2 separate regions of the Homo sapiens genome follow, and region 1 is linked to region 2. Evidence: read pairs that join two places in POLR2A ChIA-PET (ENCODE). Cell type or tissue: CD4-positive, alpha-beta T cell. All regions are shown on one strand.

What was found. ChIA-PET counts read pairs that join two places held together with the same protein. Peaks named below come from ENCODE experiments on the same cell type or tissue, not always from the same donor. Only the 100,000 strongest peaks of a DNase experiment are listed, where the experiment ranks them.
Region 1: POLR2A ChIA-PET joins it to region 2 with 5 read pairs; 4 of 35 experiments call an interaction of 5 or more read pairs at or near these places.

What each region holds. Positions count from the first base shown.
Region 1 is chr16:4,015,340-4,023,339 of GRCh38, forward strand. The region is part of intron 2 of ADCY9 (adenylate cyclase 9); the gene reads right to left. Among named protein-coding and RNA genes, the nearest start is that of TRIDDENT, 69 kb to the left of the region's middle. RefSeq lists a silencer at 1-243. In CD4-positive, alpha-beta T cell, no CTCF peak of the experiment used is centred here; a DNase peak (open chromatin) is centred at 1,552; H3K4me3 peaks cover 439 bases.
Region 2 is chr16:4,074,462-4,082,461 of GRCh38, forward strand. All of the region lies in intron 2 of ADCY9 (adenylate cyclase 9), which reads right to left. Among named protein-coding and RNA genes, the nearest start is that of ADCY9, 38 kb to the right of the region's middle. In CD4-positive, alpha-beta T cell, no CTCF peak of the experiment used is centred here; DNase peaks (open chromatin) are centred at 3,040 and 7,240.

The DNA of each region.
Region 1 (8,000 bases), 59 kb before region 2:
TCAGAGACCTTCGCCTCCCACCTCTAAGAAACCTCTTGAATTAGGGTTTACTAGCACGAGCCTTCACAAAGACTGTAGAAATGAGTCTCTGAGAGACGACACCCAGCACACCCAGCACACCCAGCACACCAGCGAACAGCCCACCAGGTGCTATCGCTGTCATTCATTTGCTCATTCGCTCGTTCATGCACCCAGCAGACTAAATGTTTACTGAGTACTTACCGAAGGTTAGGATCTGGGCTAAGGGTTGAAAGAAATAAATAGGTTAAAAAAGAAAAAAAGCCACCTAGGTGACTTTCACTCCAATGCTTGACCTCAGTTCCCTTGTCTAGATAATGGAAATGCTGGCCGGCGCGGTGACTCACGCCTATAATCCCAGGACTTTGAGAGGCCGAGGTGGGCAGATCACTTGAGGTCGGGAGTTCAAGACCAGCTTGGCCAACATGGCAAAACCCTGTCTCTACTAAAACTACAAAAATTAGCCAGCTGTGGTGGCAGGTGCCTGTAAGTCCCAGCTACTCGGGAGGCTAAGGCAGGAAAATCTCTCGAACCCGGGAGGCAGAGGTTGCAGATAGCCGAGATCACGCCACTGCACTCTAGCCTGGGTGACAGAATGAGACCCTGTCTCAAAAAAATAAAAGAAAAAGAAAACGAAAATGCTGTGATATGATGGTCATATCATAGCACAGGGCTGTTGTGAGGATTAAATGAGTTGATTCAGGTAAACAGGGACATCCGAAAAAGGGAAAGACGGTGCTTGTCCTGAGAACAGCTGTGAATGTGAGGACAGTCAGTGAGTGACGATCTGGACCCACAAGAAGAGAGTCATATGCATTCAAGTCCAAGTGTCTATGGGCTGTTCAGAAGCAACAAATGGCACTTCAACAATGAGTTGCAGACAACAAAATGGAAATGAAGGTCTGCAATAACTATTAAGAATCCTGTAACAGAGCAGAGTTTAAATAATGGGAAGAGGCTATGAAACAAGAGAGCTGGGGAAAGATACCAGAACTGAAACAGACCACCAGCTGATCACCTTTTATTTGTGAAATGACAGCACCAAATGCACCAGATGCCACAGACGGGAGGGAGGGGGATAGGTCACGTCGGCAGAGGGAGGGGGTCAGGTCACACCTGCAGCAGGGACGGGGGTCCCAGACCGTGTTCTTGTCCCTAGAGAGCTAACAGCTCATCCGTAGGTTTCTAAGAGGTGCTGATTCAAGCACACAGTGTAGATGATGAAAAATAGATTATAGAAAGAAGAGAAAGGAAAAACTAAATTTAAAATCTGAGACTAGGTAGCCACTAAATACTTGAAAACAAAAAAAGGGAATACACTGAAAATGGAAATAAAGCTGTATGATGTTTAGTTAAAGAAGCCAGTCCCAAAAGGCCACGAACTAGGTGATCCCCTTTATATGAAATGTCTGGCATAGGGAGATCTGTAGACACAGAAAGCAGATGAGTGGCTGCCATGGGTTTAGGAGAGAGAGGGTGTAACTGCTAACGGATGCAGGGTTACTTTTTGGGGTGACGAAAATGTAAAATTAGGTTGTGGTGATGGTTGCACAACACCATGAATATACTAAAAACCACCAAATCATACACTTGAGAGGGTGAATTGCATCATATGTGAATTATACGTCAATAAAGCTGTTTTTTTGAAAAAGAAAAGGAAGCTGGGTGTGGTGGTGCATTTCTGTGATCTCAGCTACTTGGGAGGCTGAGGCAGGAGGACTGCTTGAGCCCAGGAAATGAAGGCTGCAGTGAGCTATGACTGTGTCACTATGCTCCAGCCTAGGTGATAGGGTGAGACCCTGTCTCAAATATAATAATAATATTAATAATACAATAAAATAAACTAAATACAGTAATGTGAACATCAACAAGGTGCAATAATTCTGAGATTTAGAGAAGAAATAAAATAAAGCTGGGAAGAAATACACCCTCCCTGAGAATACAAGGTAGAGTGAGCAGTAGCAGGTAAATGAAAAATATTAAAGGCTTAGAAATAGATAATGTGGGCCAGGCATGGTGGCTCACACCTGTAATCCCAGCACTTTGGGAGGCCGAGGCGGGGGGTTGCTTGAGGTCAGGAGTTCAAGACCAGCCTGACCAACATGGTAAAACCCTGTCTCTACTGAAAATACGAAAATTAGCCAGGCGTGGTGATGCACGCCTGTAATCCCAGCTACTTGGGAGGCTGAGGCAGGAGGATCACTTGAACCCAGGAGGCAGAGGTTGCAGTGAGCCAAGATCGCACCATTGCACTCCAGCCTGGGCAGCAGAGTGAAACTCCTTCTCAAAAAAAAAAAAAAAAAGATAATGTGGTAGAGCTAGGGCAGAAAAACATGCAAGTCAAGAATAAGGCCAAATAACCTTGAAGAACTAAAAATTCAACATAGCAAAAGTTCAGAAGTCTGGGAGAGATTAAATAAAACAAAACAAAAGAAAATTTGACCTTCATGAAATAGCTCCAAGAATCATCCAATTTGCAGCTCTCACTATTGTAGTCCAACCTAAAAACGCCGGGCCGACACCCACATTGTCTTCTTCGAGCACAAACACACTTCTCCTGCAGCAGGTGTAGCCCGCACAGCATGGTGAGCCCAGCCACACCCGCACGCCAGACGCTTGGCCACAGAAACGCAGAAGCGGCCACTGTCCTTGCCTGGAACACAGATGGGCCTTTTCATCCAGGAGGAGATTTACTTGCAAAGGCATTTTCTTCTGACCCACAGGTGGTTATACCTGCACTGACACCTCCTGTGGGCATCTTCAGCTGGAAGAAAGGCCACCGAGGCTGCGGAGCCACCTCGCCTGTAAACATCATATCATGCAAAGGAAAAGCTCTAAGTTGCGGAATATTCTTCTCTTTTTTTTTTTTTTTTTGAGATGGAGTCTCGCTCTGTTGCCCAGGCAGGAGTGCAGTGGCATGATCTCGGCTCACTGCAACCTCTGCCTCCCGGGTTCAAGCAATTCTCTTCCACAGCCTCCTGAGTAGCTGGGATTACAGGCACCTGCCACCATGCCCGGCTAATTTTTGTGTTTTTAGTACAGTTGGGGTTTCACCATGTTGGCCAGGCTGGTCTTGAACTCCTGACCTCAAGTGATCCACCCGCCTCGGCCTCCCAAAGTGCTGGAATTACAGGCGTGAGCCACCGCGCCCGGCTGATGCTGAACATGCGTGACTAACCTTCCGCGGGAGCAGTCATGCCGCTGCCTTCACCACCTGTTGCTTCTGGGAAATGTGGATCCAGGCTGCTGGCTCTCTCCCAGATCGTATCTGCAGCACAGGCACATGCTTGCTGTGAATTTCCACACTTGTCAGATCACCCGGTTTTCAACTTGTTTTCTAGTTTTCTCTCTTTTGAAGAGTATTTTGCACACTGGCTGGGGCAGAGGCTGACAGTTTCCCAGACTGTGTTTTCTTGTTTACAGAGCACATGCAGACTTGTTCGAGTCATCTAACGGAGAAACCCAAAAACCTCCATTTTCTCCTGAGATATCTCTGCTATCTCTAATTTCACTTCAGCAGCACTGGTGGCTGAAATACTATGGACTATGTATTTCGGACTTCCTTTTTCTGAACTTTTCTGGAAGAATCGCAGTTGTGTGTGTGTGTGTGTGTTTTGTTTTGTTTTGTTTTTTTAAGAGAAAAGGTCTTTCTCTGTCACCCAGGCTGCAGTGCAGTGGCATGATCACGGCTCACTGCAGCCTCGACGTCCTGGGCTCAAGTGATCCTCCCACCTCATCTTCCCAAGTAGCTGGGATGACAGGTGTGCACCACCAAGCCCACCTTCTTTTAAAAAAAAATTTTTTTTTAAAGATGGAATCTCACTATGTTGCCCAGGCTGGGCTTGAACTCCTGGCCTGAAGTGATCCTCCGGCCTCAGCCTGCCAAAGTGCTGGAATTACAGGCATGAACCACCATGCCCAGACTCAGGTATTTATTAATAACCTCAAGGTGTTGCTGCACATTCCATAAGTTGAGAGCAGGTCCACTCTGCCACCCAGGGATGTCCCAGGCTGGGCGATTTGTTCTCCCACTGCACACCATGCAACTGTCATTTATGCCTTAAGAAAATCCCATTGAAGTTGTGGACTCAATGCACAATCAAAACTGAAAGCAAAACCGAGGCAGTGAGTAGTGAGTGCCCAAGCACGAGAGGAGGGGACAAAGGCTGGGTCCCCGGCCATCAACAAACGGAGAGCTAGCTCATAAAACAGTGACCTGGAGCTTCAGTCAGCAGCCCTCACTCCCAAAAGGGGTGAGGAGTCTTCAGAAACTCCCCTGTCTTATGGCAGAAAGCTGAGCTCTGCACAGACCCTGGAAAAACCACTGTTGTCAAAGGAGAGATGGAAGTGGGCAGAAAGCCCAGGAAGGAGGGTTCCAGACTAGTGGAGGTACTAGCCTCAAACAAGACAGCTGAGTACTTAGAGAAGAAGAGATACATGCCAGGCATGGTAGCTCATGCCTATAATCCCAGCACTTTGGGAGGCCAAGGTGGAAGGATCACGTGAGGTCAAGAGTTTGAGACCAGCCTGGCCAACATGGTGAAACCCTGTCTCCACTAAAAATACAAAAATTAACCGGGCGTGGTGGCGGGAGCCTGTAATCCCAGCTACTCGGGAGGCTGAGGCATAAGAATCACTTGAACCCAGTGGGTGAAGGCTGCAGTGAGCTGAGATCGCGCCACTGCACTCCAGCCTGGGCAACACAGCAGACTCCATCTCAAAAAAAGAAAAAGAAAAAGAAAAAGAACTTTCTATGAACTTCCCGTGATGATGGGTACATCCTGTAGCCGTCCAGTTCTGTGGCCTCCAGGCACATGTGGCTACTGACCACTCGAAATGTAGCTAGTATGAACAAGGAATTAATTTTTTAATGATTTCAATTATAATTTAAATTTTAAACAGCTACATGAGGCTGGCAGCTATGTAGGAAGCAGTGAAGATCCACATCCTTCCTTATTGGTGAAAGGAATGAATTGGAAACAGAAAGTTCTTTTTTACCTTTATTAAATAAACGTGAAGTCATAAGAACTACTAAAAGAAAATGGGTGGGATAAAAGTAAAACTAAATATGAAACCAGTAAGTATTCACTGTTATTTATTATAGATGACATTTAGACGCAAATACGAGAGGGAGAGTACCCTGTATATTAATAGCAGGGATAGCCAATTACAAAGTGGAATAAGCCAGGCGTGGTGGCTCACGTCTGTAATCCCAGCACTTTGAGAGGCTGAGGCGGGTGGATCACTTGAGGCCAGGAGTTCGAGACCAGCCTGGCCAACAAGGTGAAAACCCCTCTCTACTAAAAAATATACAAAAAATTAGCTGGGCTTGGTGGCACACGTCTGTAGTCCCAGCTGCTTGGGAGGCTGAGGCAGGAGAATGGCGTGAACCCAGGAGGCGGAGCTTGCAGTGAGCTAAGATCGCGCCACTGCACTCCAGCCTGGGCGACAGAGCGAGACTCCGTCTCAAAAAAAAAAAAAGAAAGTGGAATAGAAACAGTTACTCTATCGAACAAAATAGCAGATAATGTTTTAGAATAAAGAAACAAAAGAGCTGGAAACATTTGAACGTTTTCAAAAAAAACCCTATAAGTGGGATGAGATACTGGTTCACAACTCTAATTTAGAGCCTATATAAACACATTAGCTTGACCTTGCTTGACATACATTATTTCTAAAAAATGTTTTAAATGTGAATATTTAGAAGATACACCATATTTTCTGCTTTTTATATACTATAAATTTTACTATGTGAGTTTAAAAAGTGGTTGGTAAAACACACACCCAAGCTCTCTGATCTTTCACACCCATTAAAAGCAGCACATGTATTAAACACACTGCTGCACAATGGGCGTGCCATGGGTGCTCTCCAACCGCATTGGGCTTGAATGTTTAACTAGGCCTGAAGCCACAGTGCTAACAAGATCTGGCAGAGACAGACAAGGCCACGCCGGCAGCAGGTGTTTCAGGAAAGGTATTACTCCACCATCCCTTGCGCTGAAGCCTTAGCCTCAGGCAAATTCATGAACCAGGTAGAATCTAATTCAGGTCACTTTGGCCAATCTCCACTTTCTACCAGCCTCCTCCAGGTCCCTACTGCCTCGGGAGGCCCCCTACCCACCTGCCAACCTATCCCCTCACCATCTACCGGCACCAAGTCTGTGTGAGCACACTGTAGATACACGAGCTCCGTCCCAACTCAGAGCTAGGAGAGTATCAGAGGCCAAACGCCTGCCCCCTGCTTCTGGGCTCCACCAGCAGCCTGGGAGGCCACCCCCTGCAGCTGACTCATCTGCATACTGAGACTTCCTGACACAAATGGAGGTGACAATATTCGTTCCCCCATCATATCCCAGAAATTCCCTTATTGCCGACATCCATTCTGGGTTTTTACTGCGCTTCACACGAGGACAATTCCAGGCTGAAGTGGCAGGTCCCAGCACCAGACTCCACTTCATCAGAACACTTCTGTTAGAGTCTTTGAAACGCATGAAATCCCCTTTAGGGTCCATAATAACGCCTTCTGGAAACTCGACGGCAAGCCACTCACCCTCAGCCCTATCAGACCCCATGGCTCCTTACATTTCTGTGACATACTTAATTTGCAATGTCCTCTTTTCCATCATGAAATAAAATTAAATTCATGGACAACATAACCTTTAATCACTGAGACCATAAAGGACACCTCCAGCAGCTGACTAGCCTTCCCTCAGCCACCTTTGTGCCCAGCCTAAGGGCAGGGTGGCACCGGAGCCTCCATGCTTCAAAGGTGGCCACCAGGGCCCATCCCCCTTTCCATGCTTCTCCCTGCCCAGAGAGAAACAGCCTGAGGACAGGTTAAAGACTAAATACAACCAGGCATGGTGGCTCATGCTTGTAATCCCAGCAATTTGGGAGGCCGAGGTGGGAGGATCACTTGAGGTCATGAGTTTGAGACCAGCCTGGCCAACATGGTGAAACCCCATCTCTACTAAAAACACAAAAATTAGCCAGGCCTGGTGGCCCATGCTGTAATCACAGTTCCTCAGGAGGCTGAGGCATGAGAATGGCGTGAACCCGGGAAGCGGAGCTTGCAGTGAGCCGAGATTGCACCACTGCACTCCAGCCTGGGCACCAGAGCGAGACTCCGTCTCAAAAAAAAAAAAAAAAAAAAAAAAGACTAAGACTATGCCACAATTCCGCATATGCATGTATTTATTATATACATATATGTATAAGGTACATATTTGTATGTGTATATCCGTGCATATGTGTATACCTGCAGCAATTTTTTTTAAAAGGAGAAAATAGGCCAGAGCCAGTGGCTCATGCTTGTAATCCCCGCAATTTGGGAGGCTGAAGCAGAAGGATTGCTTGAACCCAGGAATTCAAAGCCTCAGTGAGCTGTGACTGCACCATTGCACTCCAGCCTGGGTATCAGAGTAAGACCCTGTCTCTAAAATATAAATTAATAAATAAAAATTAAACGGAGAAAATTTCTTAACAACTTTTATCCTATTCATTCTTTCAACACATAATAAGCTCCTGAAATCCGTTAAGAATGAGATTAGACCTATTCTAAATCCTACTAACACCTTACATTGACTCTGTCTTATTAATCTCAGTACTGTAGTACCTGGGGGAAGGCGCAGCACCGTGGACACTCAGAAACGTCAAGAATCAAATCACATCTCTACAACGGTGGTCCATCTGCAAACAGCGTGGAGATCAAGGAAGGGCAGAACAAAGTACTGAAAGTGCTGTCATTTCTCTGGAGGGTGAATTACACAGACCAACTTTCTTCACATAATAAGAAACAAGAAGTTGTTTGTTTATGGGTTCTATGGGAGCACCCGCTGCAGGCCACGCTAGACGCTGGTGATAAAACTGTGAACATGGCGTCCATCACCTGACTCAGTGGTAGGAACCAGTGGCAGGGAGAATCCACAAGCAAGGACCCGAGTCACCAGCTGTGATTAAGAGCCAGGAAGAAAGCAAAAGCT
Region 2 (8,000 bases):
AGGTGGGAGGAGCACTTGAGGCCAGGAGTTCAAGACCACGCTGGGCAACATAGTGAGGATCTGCCTCCGCAAAAAAAAAAAAACAAAATTTAAATTAAAAAAACAATTAGCCGGGCATGGTGGTGTACGCCTATATTCCCAGCTACTTGGGCGACAGAGGCGGGTGGGTCGCTTGAGCCCAGGAGGTCGAGGCTTCAGTGAGCTACGATCATGCCATTGTACCCCAGTCTGGATGACAGGGCAATACCCAGTGGCAAAAAAAAAAAAAAATAGAAAACACACTAGCAAATTGTCTACAAAGTGGAAGGTTAAAAAGTGATCGAGGGGAAAAAAAAGCAGTTCGGTATTTCTTTACATAGACAATTCAAAAGGTTGTTCTGAATCTCACAAAGATTTATTGAAAGTTGTTACACTTTTAAGTACTACTTTATGGCCGGGTATAGTGGCTCACACCTGTAATCCCAATACTTTTGAGAGGCTGAGGCAGGAGGATCGCTTGAGCCCAGGAGTTCAAGGCCAGCCTGGGCAACATGGTGAGACCCCGTCTCCACAAAAAAATAGAAAAATTAGCCAGCTATGGTGGTGCATGCCTGTAGTCCCAGCTACTCAGGAAGCTGAGGTAGGAGGATCACTTCAGCCCAGGAAGCTGAGGCTACAGTGAGCTGTGATCATGCCACTCCACTCCAGCCTGGGTGACAAGGTGAGACCTGTTACTATATATATATGGAGTGCAGTGGCACCATCTTGGCTCACTGCAACCTCCGCCTCCCGGGTTCAAGCAATTCTCCTGTCCCAGCCTCCCAAGTAGCTGGGATTACAGGCATGTGCCACCACGCCCAGATAATTTTTGTATTTTTAGTAGAGATGGGGTTTTGCCATGTTGGCCAGGCTAGTCTCGAACTCCTGACCTCTGGTGATCTGTCCACATCAGCCTCCCAAAGTGCTGGGATTACAGGCATGAGCCACCGTGCCTGGCCAGTGCCTAATTTTAATCTCTTACTAAATTAACCACTAAATTAATTTTTTAAACCCCAGAGGAACATTAATTTACAGCAGAAGAGGTAAGGGAAAACTGGATGTACTGGCAAGAAATGTACCCGGTCCCATGTGTGCAATCTGTCAACATGTAAATACTGAGCGTCTGCTAAACACCATACACCAGGGACACAAAAATGTTGCAAAATGTGTCCTGGAGAGCTCAGTGAAGGGGAGACACAACTCCAAAGACCCATTAACGCAAAAGGAGGTAAAAAGAGACCTGGCAAGGAATGGCGGCTGGGGCAGCGGGGGGGCCAGGCGGGAGGGCTCAGGAAAAGCTTTCCAACGGAGATGCTACTGGATCTTGTAAGGTGGGCAGGGGTCCAACCTGCACAGATACCTGGCTGAGAGTATCTGGCTTATTTGGGAAAAATGCAGGCAGTGTTTTTTGGAGAAACAGATAAATTTTAAGTCTGGAAGAGTTCATAGGGGTTCTATTATCCTGAAATGCATCGCTGTTATTTCTTTAAGTGACAGATATCTAGTTAATGAGGAGAAAAGGCAGGCACAAAAGCACAACGTGATGACAGAGCAAATGCAAAATAACAGCTGGGTGGCGTAGCACATGCCTGTGGTCCCAGCTACTTGGGAGGCTGAGGTGGGAGGATCACTTGAGCCCACGAGTTCGAGGCTGCAGTGCGCTACCATCACACCTGTGAACAGCCACTGTACTGCAGCCTGTGCAACACAGCAAGACCCCCGTCTTACAAAACAAAAATGCAAAACAAAATTAGTGCCCAATTTCTCAGGTTTATGCCTAGTTGCTAATCTGTGACATCTCTGTTAGAAAAGCTAACAAGAGCCTAAAAGAAAAATTCAAGTCAGCTCCAGGACTGATGGTGGCAAATCTACAACTCCTTCCACTTAAAAATTCAACAAAATAAGAGATTTAGATTTTTGCATTTTTGTGTGCCCAAAGAAAAAGGCTCCAGTTTTCTGTTTCGTGTTCCATCAGCTTACATAACCTAACTCGTCCCACACAAAGACAGACGAATGATTTTTCTTGCAGATGAAATATTCCCAAGCTCTCACCTCTAAGGTCTAAGTGGATCTTGTGATAACCAGCACAAAGTGAGGCTGGGGATTTGAAAAGAAAATACCAGAAATGGTTACCAAAAACTGACAAGAGCACCCAAACAGCATCTGTGATCGCTAGAAGATAGACGCACTGACAAATTAAGGAGCCATTAATTAGTTTCAAAGAGAACCAAATGGCATCAATAATTTTTTTTTTAGACAAGGTCTTGCTCTGTTGCCCAGGCTGCAGTGCATCAATAATTAAGAATCAGCCTCCTGGCTGGGGGCGGTGGCTCACGCCTGTAATCCCAGCACTTTGGGAGGCCAAGGGAGGAGGATCACCTGAGGTGAGGAGTCCGAGACCAGCTTGGCCAACATGGTGAAACCCCGTCTCTACTAAAAATACAAAAATTAGCCGGGCATGGTGGCAGGCACCTGTAATCCCAGCTACTCAGGGGGCTGAAGAAGGAGAATCGCTTGAACCTCAGAGGTGGACGTTGCAGTGAGCCGAGATCACGCCATTGCATTCCAGCCTGGGGGACAAGGTTGAGACTTCGTCTCAAAAAAAAAAAAAAAGAATCAGCCTCCTTTCTGTACACGCTTTCCACAGCTAGCATGCGGACTCACTGGACTACAGGGTGTAAGATGAGGCCAACTGTAAGCCCTATACAGGGAAGTTACAGTTTTGTTCAAAACTCACTCACAATTGGGAACAGCCTGAGACCATGCCTGCATGGAACAGCACAGCCTTGTCCCCCCCCGAGGACACTTCCTGTGACATCTGGAGAGATGAGCAGATTCACGAGGCCCAGGAGGGTTTTCAGGTGGTCTTTCTGGCTGTAGAGAGATCAAACACACCCTTCCCCAACGTCCTTTAGGAGTAAATGACCAATTTAGCAACAATGAGCACTCAAGAAGTACGCCAGCATTCTCTTTATTATGATTATTTCCTGCACATTACATCATGCCTTCTTTTCTTACAGCGGGAAAACACCCACACACACGCACACAGGTATATGCACACACACACATCAAAAGTTACTGTAACTCCTAAGCAGAGAATAGGCATATTTTTGGCCTTTACCTTTCAGTCCAATTTTTTAAAATGAGATATAAAAACTGAAAAGGAGGGGATTTTAAATTTATATGATTTTCTGCCAAGAAAAATCTAAGGCTATCTGATTTTTAAAAATCAGACACAGGCCAGGCGCGGTGACTCACACCTGTAATCCCAACACTTTGGAAGGCTGAGGTGGGTGGATTACTTGAGGTCAGGAGTTTGAGACCAGCCTGGCCAGCATGGCAAAACGCCATCTCTACTAAAAATACAAAAGAAATTAGCCAGGCGTGGTGGTGCACACCTGTAATCCTAGTACTTGGGAGTCTTCGGCAGAATTGCTTGAACCCAGGAGGCAGAGGTGGTAGTGAGCCAAGATGGTGCCACTGCACTCCAGCCTGGGCAATAAAGTGAGACTCTGCTTCAGAAAAAAAAAAAAAATTCAGACACAATAAGCATTCAATTAAGTGTCCAGTTACAAAGAAAAATAACATGTTCAGCTTCATAGTTTCTTATAAAGTTAAACACACTCATCATACAACCCAGTCACTCCACTCCTATGCATTTAACCGAAACAAATAAAAATATACATCCACGGAAGACTTGTGAATGTTCACAGCAACTCTATTCATAATAGCCAAGAACTGCAAGCAACTCAAATATTCATCAACTGATAAACTGATTTTTTAAAATGGTGGTATATCCAGTCCAGGCACAATGGTTCATGCTTGTTATCCCAACACTTTGGGAGGCCAAGGTGGGAGGATTGCTTGAACTCAGAAGTTTGAGACCAGACTGGGCAATATAATGAGACCTCCATCTCTACAAAATACTTAAAAATTAGCCAGGTGTGGTGGTGTACACCTGTAGTCCCAGCTACTTGGGAGGCTGAGGTGGGAAGATCACCTAAGCCTAGGAGGTCAAAGCTGCAGTGAGATCACGCCACTGCACTCCAGCCTGCCTAGAGTGAGACCCTGTCTCAAAAAAAGAAAAAAAAAAAAGAAAACAAAAACATAAAAGTATTAGAAGAAAATATAGGTTAATATTTTACATAGTCCTCAGGTGGGGAAGGCTTTTCTAACCATGATACTAAAGGTAGAAACCATAAACAATGATTGATAGATAAGACCAACATAAAGATTTTAAATTTCCACATATCAAGAAATATCACGATTGAAAGACAAATTAGAAAATGGGAGGCATTTTACAACATATATGGAAGACAAAGATTTAAGATACTTACATAAATAAAGAACTTTCACAAATCAGTAAGGAAAAGACAACCAATTCACAAGCAACTCATGAAGAAATACAAAAGGGCAACACACATATGAAAAAGAGATTTGGCCCCACTACTAATTATCGTGGGCAAAGACAACGGCAAATAAGGATATTCATCACACTGTTATAATTGACAATATTATATTTCATCGAGTCTAAGATGCCAATGATGATGTTTCATTACTTTTTGTTCTATTAAAATATAATGCAAAGTGCTGCCAATTAAACTATGACATACCATTAAATTATACAATGCATCCTGATGTGAGGGATGGCTGGATTATTAACAGTTTCATATTGTGATATACAATGATTCAAAGCTGGAAACAATCTACATTTCCAACAAGAGATATTTCCTGAATAAATTATAGTACATCCCCAGAATAAAATCTAAGTCATTTAAAATGATGATACAGATGTATGTACAGACTTGGCCAGGCATGGTGGCTCACGCATGTAATCCCAGCACTTTGGGAGGCCAAGGTGGGTGGATCACCTGAGGTCAGGAGTTGGAGACCATCCTGGCCAACATGTTGAAACCCCGTCTCTACTAAAAATACAAAAATTAGCTGGGTGTGGTGGCGGACGCCTGTAGTCCCAGCTACTGGGGAGTCTGAGGCAGGAGAATCTCTTGAACCCGGGAGGCAGAGGTTGCAGTGAGCCGAGATCATGCCCCTGCACTTCAGCCTGGATGACAGAGCAAGACTCTGTCTCAAAAAAATAAAATAAAATAAAATAAACAAAGATGTACATACAGATTTAAGTGGAAAGGTATTCATGATCCATGAATGGTGTTTAATGGTGTTAATGGTGTTTAATGGTGTTAATGGTGTTTAATGGTGTTAATGGTGTTTCATATGACACCATTATATCTATATATATTTATATGCATTGATATATATTTGATTTTGAATAAATATTTGATATATATCGTATATGCACTGAAAAAGTCTAAAAACCTCATGTTGAAACATTCAAAATGGCTATCTCTAGTTGGTAAATGTTTTTTTAATCTTCTTTTTGCTTATCTGTCTTTTCTAAAACACCAAAAACATGTTTTACTTTTATAATAAAAAATTAATAAAAATAAGATGGTCACCCCCTTTGCCATCTGCCAAAACAGAGAGCTTCAAAAGTCACACATTCCTTAAAGCTGCAGTATTTACAAAGGAAAGAAAAACCTTCAAGCAATCTAAAAAGCTCAAACAGGAAATGATTAAACTATGGCATATTAATTCAAAGAAATACTATATTATGTAGATGCACAGGAAAATCCCCATGAAATAGCAACAGAAAACTCAAACACAAAATGACCAACATCAATTTTAACAAAGAAAAAAATTACCACCTGTACCTAAGAATTTAAAGAAGTTAACAGAGGTAATTTTTCTTTTCTTTACTTTTTTTTTGAGACAGTCTTGCTCTGTTGCCCAGGCTCTAGTGCAGTGGCATGCTCTTGGTTCACTGCAACCTCCATCTCCCAGGCTCAAGTGATTCTCCTGCCTTAGCCTCCCGAGTAGCTGAGACTACAGGCGTGCGCCACCACACCCGATTAATTTTTGTATATATATATACATTTTTTGATAGAAATGGGGTTTTGCCACGTTGGCCAGGCTAGTCTCAAACTCTTGGCCTCAAGAGTGATCCTCCCGCCTCAACCTCCCAAAGTGCTGGGATTTCAGGCATGACCCACCGTTCCCAGCCCAACGGAAGAAATTTTTCTAATAGGCTTCAGAGAATTATGTGTTTTGACCTTTCCATTAATGTCTTATATAAAATTAGTTTGACAGAAACAATAAAAAATATATACACCTTCAGAATCATGACGGCGTTCTCCAGGCCTCTACCAGAAACATTTTTTTCGTTTTTTTTTTTTTGTAAAAATATCAATTTTATGCTCCAAAAACATTCCACATGGCAACCAAGGTCCCGTAGAGAGCACTTTTTCCCCCTTGCCTCTTCTTTAAACTCCTAATTCAAAATTTTGGTTTCTGATAACCTGCTCAGGATAAAAAGAAAATCTCACATAGAAATGCCTTTACTACAGGGAAATGGAGCAAGAAATTTCCCTTGTCTCTGGGATTGCTTTTTTCTGTTTTCTGGTTAAGGAAAACATTTCAAAGTTCATAAAAACAAGGAACTAAAATTAGAGAGATGAGAACTGAACCTTGACTCGAGGTAGGGAAAACACTATTTTTAAACCGAGAAATATTTCTAGGTCTGTGCTTTATGAGAAAGGAAGACGAGCGTGCTCATGTGTGTGGATGGTGTGGCCTGGGGAGGGACGGTGGCAGGAGAAAACCATCTCCCGCAGCGGGGCATTCCCTGCACCTCACACACATCTGCTCTCGTGGAACACAAACTGGAACTAATCAGCAGGCGGCACCTGGGAATTCTAGTCACTTAACAGCAGGGAGAAGGTTGCACGTTGCTCACAGCAGATCATGAAGCCATCTCCACCTCCTGCTGTCACCATCCTCAGAACCAGCAGTGGCTCCATGGCTCCCTGACTCCAGAGGAGCTGGCCGCACAGGAGACCCTCTGTCATTCCTGCAGAACAGCTAATGCTTTGCAGAGCTCCAGATGTAAGTTTAAGAAATACGTTTGTTATAAGGTTTCTTAACAAGACACATCAGTGATATCTAAGACTCTTAACAGGTGACTATTAAAGAAATAAATCTCTTCCACATATTAAAACCACATTCATCCTGACAGTCATAGCCCAGCTCGAAAGCCTTCGAGAGTGCTTTTACCTCCCACCACATCAAATCTAGATTTCTTCCTTTCATCCTGACACCCACATGTTCAACATCACAGCACATGCGGGGAGCCCCCAGGGTGCAGGAGGGGAGGAGGGCGCTGTGTCTGCAGGGGCGTGTGGGTAAAAGCAAGAGAGGGTGTAACGGTGGGTGGGGGGAGGGTGCTGTGTCTGCAGGGGCGTGTGGGTAAGAGCAAGAGGGGGGCAGCAGGGGAGGAGGGCGCTGTGTCTGCAGTGGCGTGTGGGTAAGAGCAAGAAAGGGGGCGGCGGGGGAGTCTTGGAGAAGGGAGGGGTGCGGAGGGGCACTGCCTTGTGAGGTCACTGGTGGTGATGTGGGTTCCAAGCAGCAAGAAAAAGGGATTGAGGCCAAGCTGGAGAACTGAAGGCAAGTCACGCACAGGCAGAGTTGGTTAAATGATCCAATTTCACAAGTTTCTCCTAGAACAAGCAGCTACATTTTCATTTTTTAAAATGCTGCATGAAGGTTGGGCAGTGGCTCACACCTGTAATCCCAGCACTTTGGGAGACTGAGGCAAGAGTGTCACTTGACACCAGGAGTTAAAGACCAGCCTCGGCAACATAGCGAGACCCTGTCTCTACAAAAAAAAAATTGAAAATTAGCCAGGCATGGTGGTACACGACTGTATTCCCAGATACTCAAGAGGCTGAGGCAGGAGGATGGCTAGAGCCCAGGAGATCAAGGCTACAGTGAGCCACTATTGCCACTGCACACCAGCCAGGGCAACAGAACAGGACCCTGTCTCAAAAGAAAAAAAACAAACAAAATTCTATGTTTTAACTAAAGTCACAGCCACTAATGCATTGCATCCCTAAGAATCATTTTCTTTC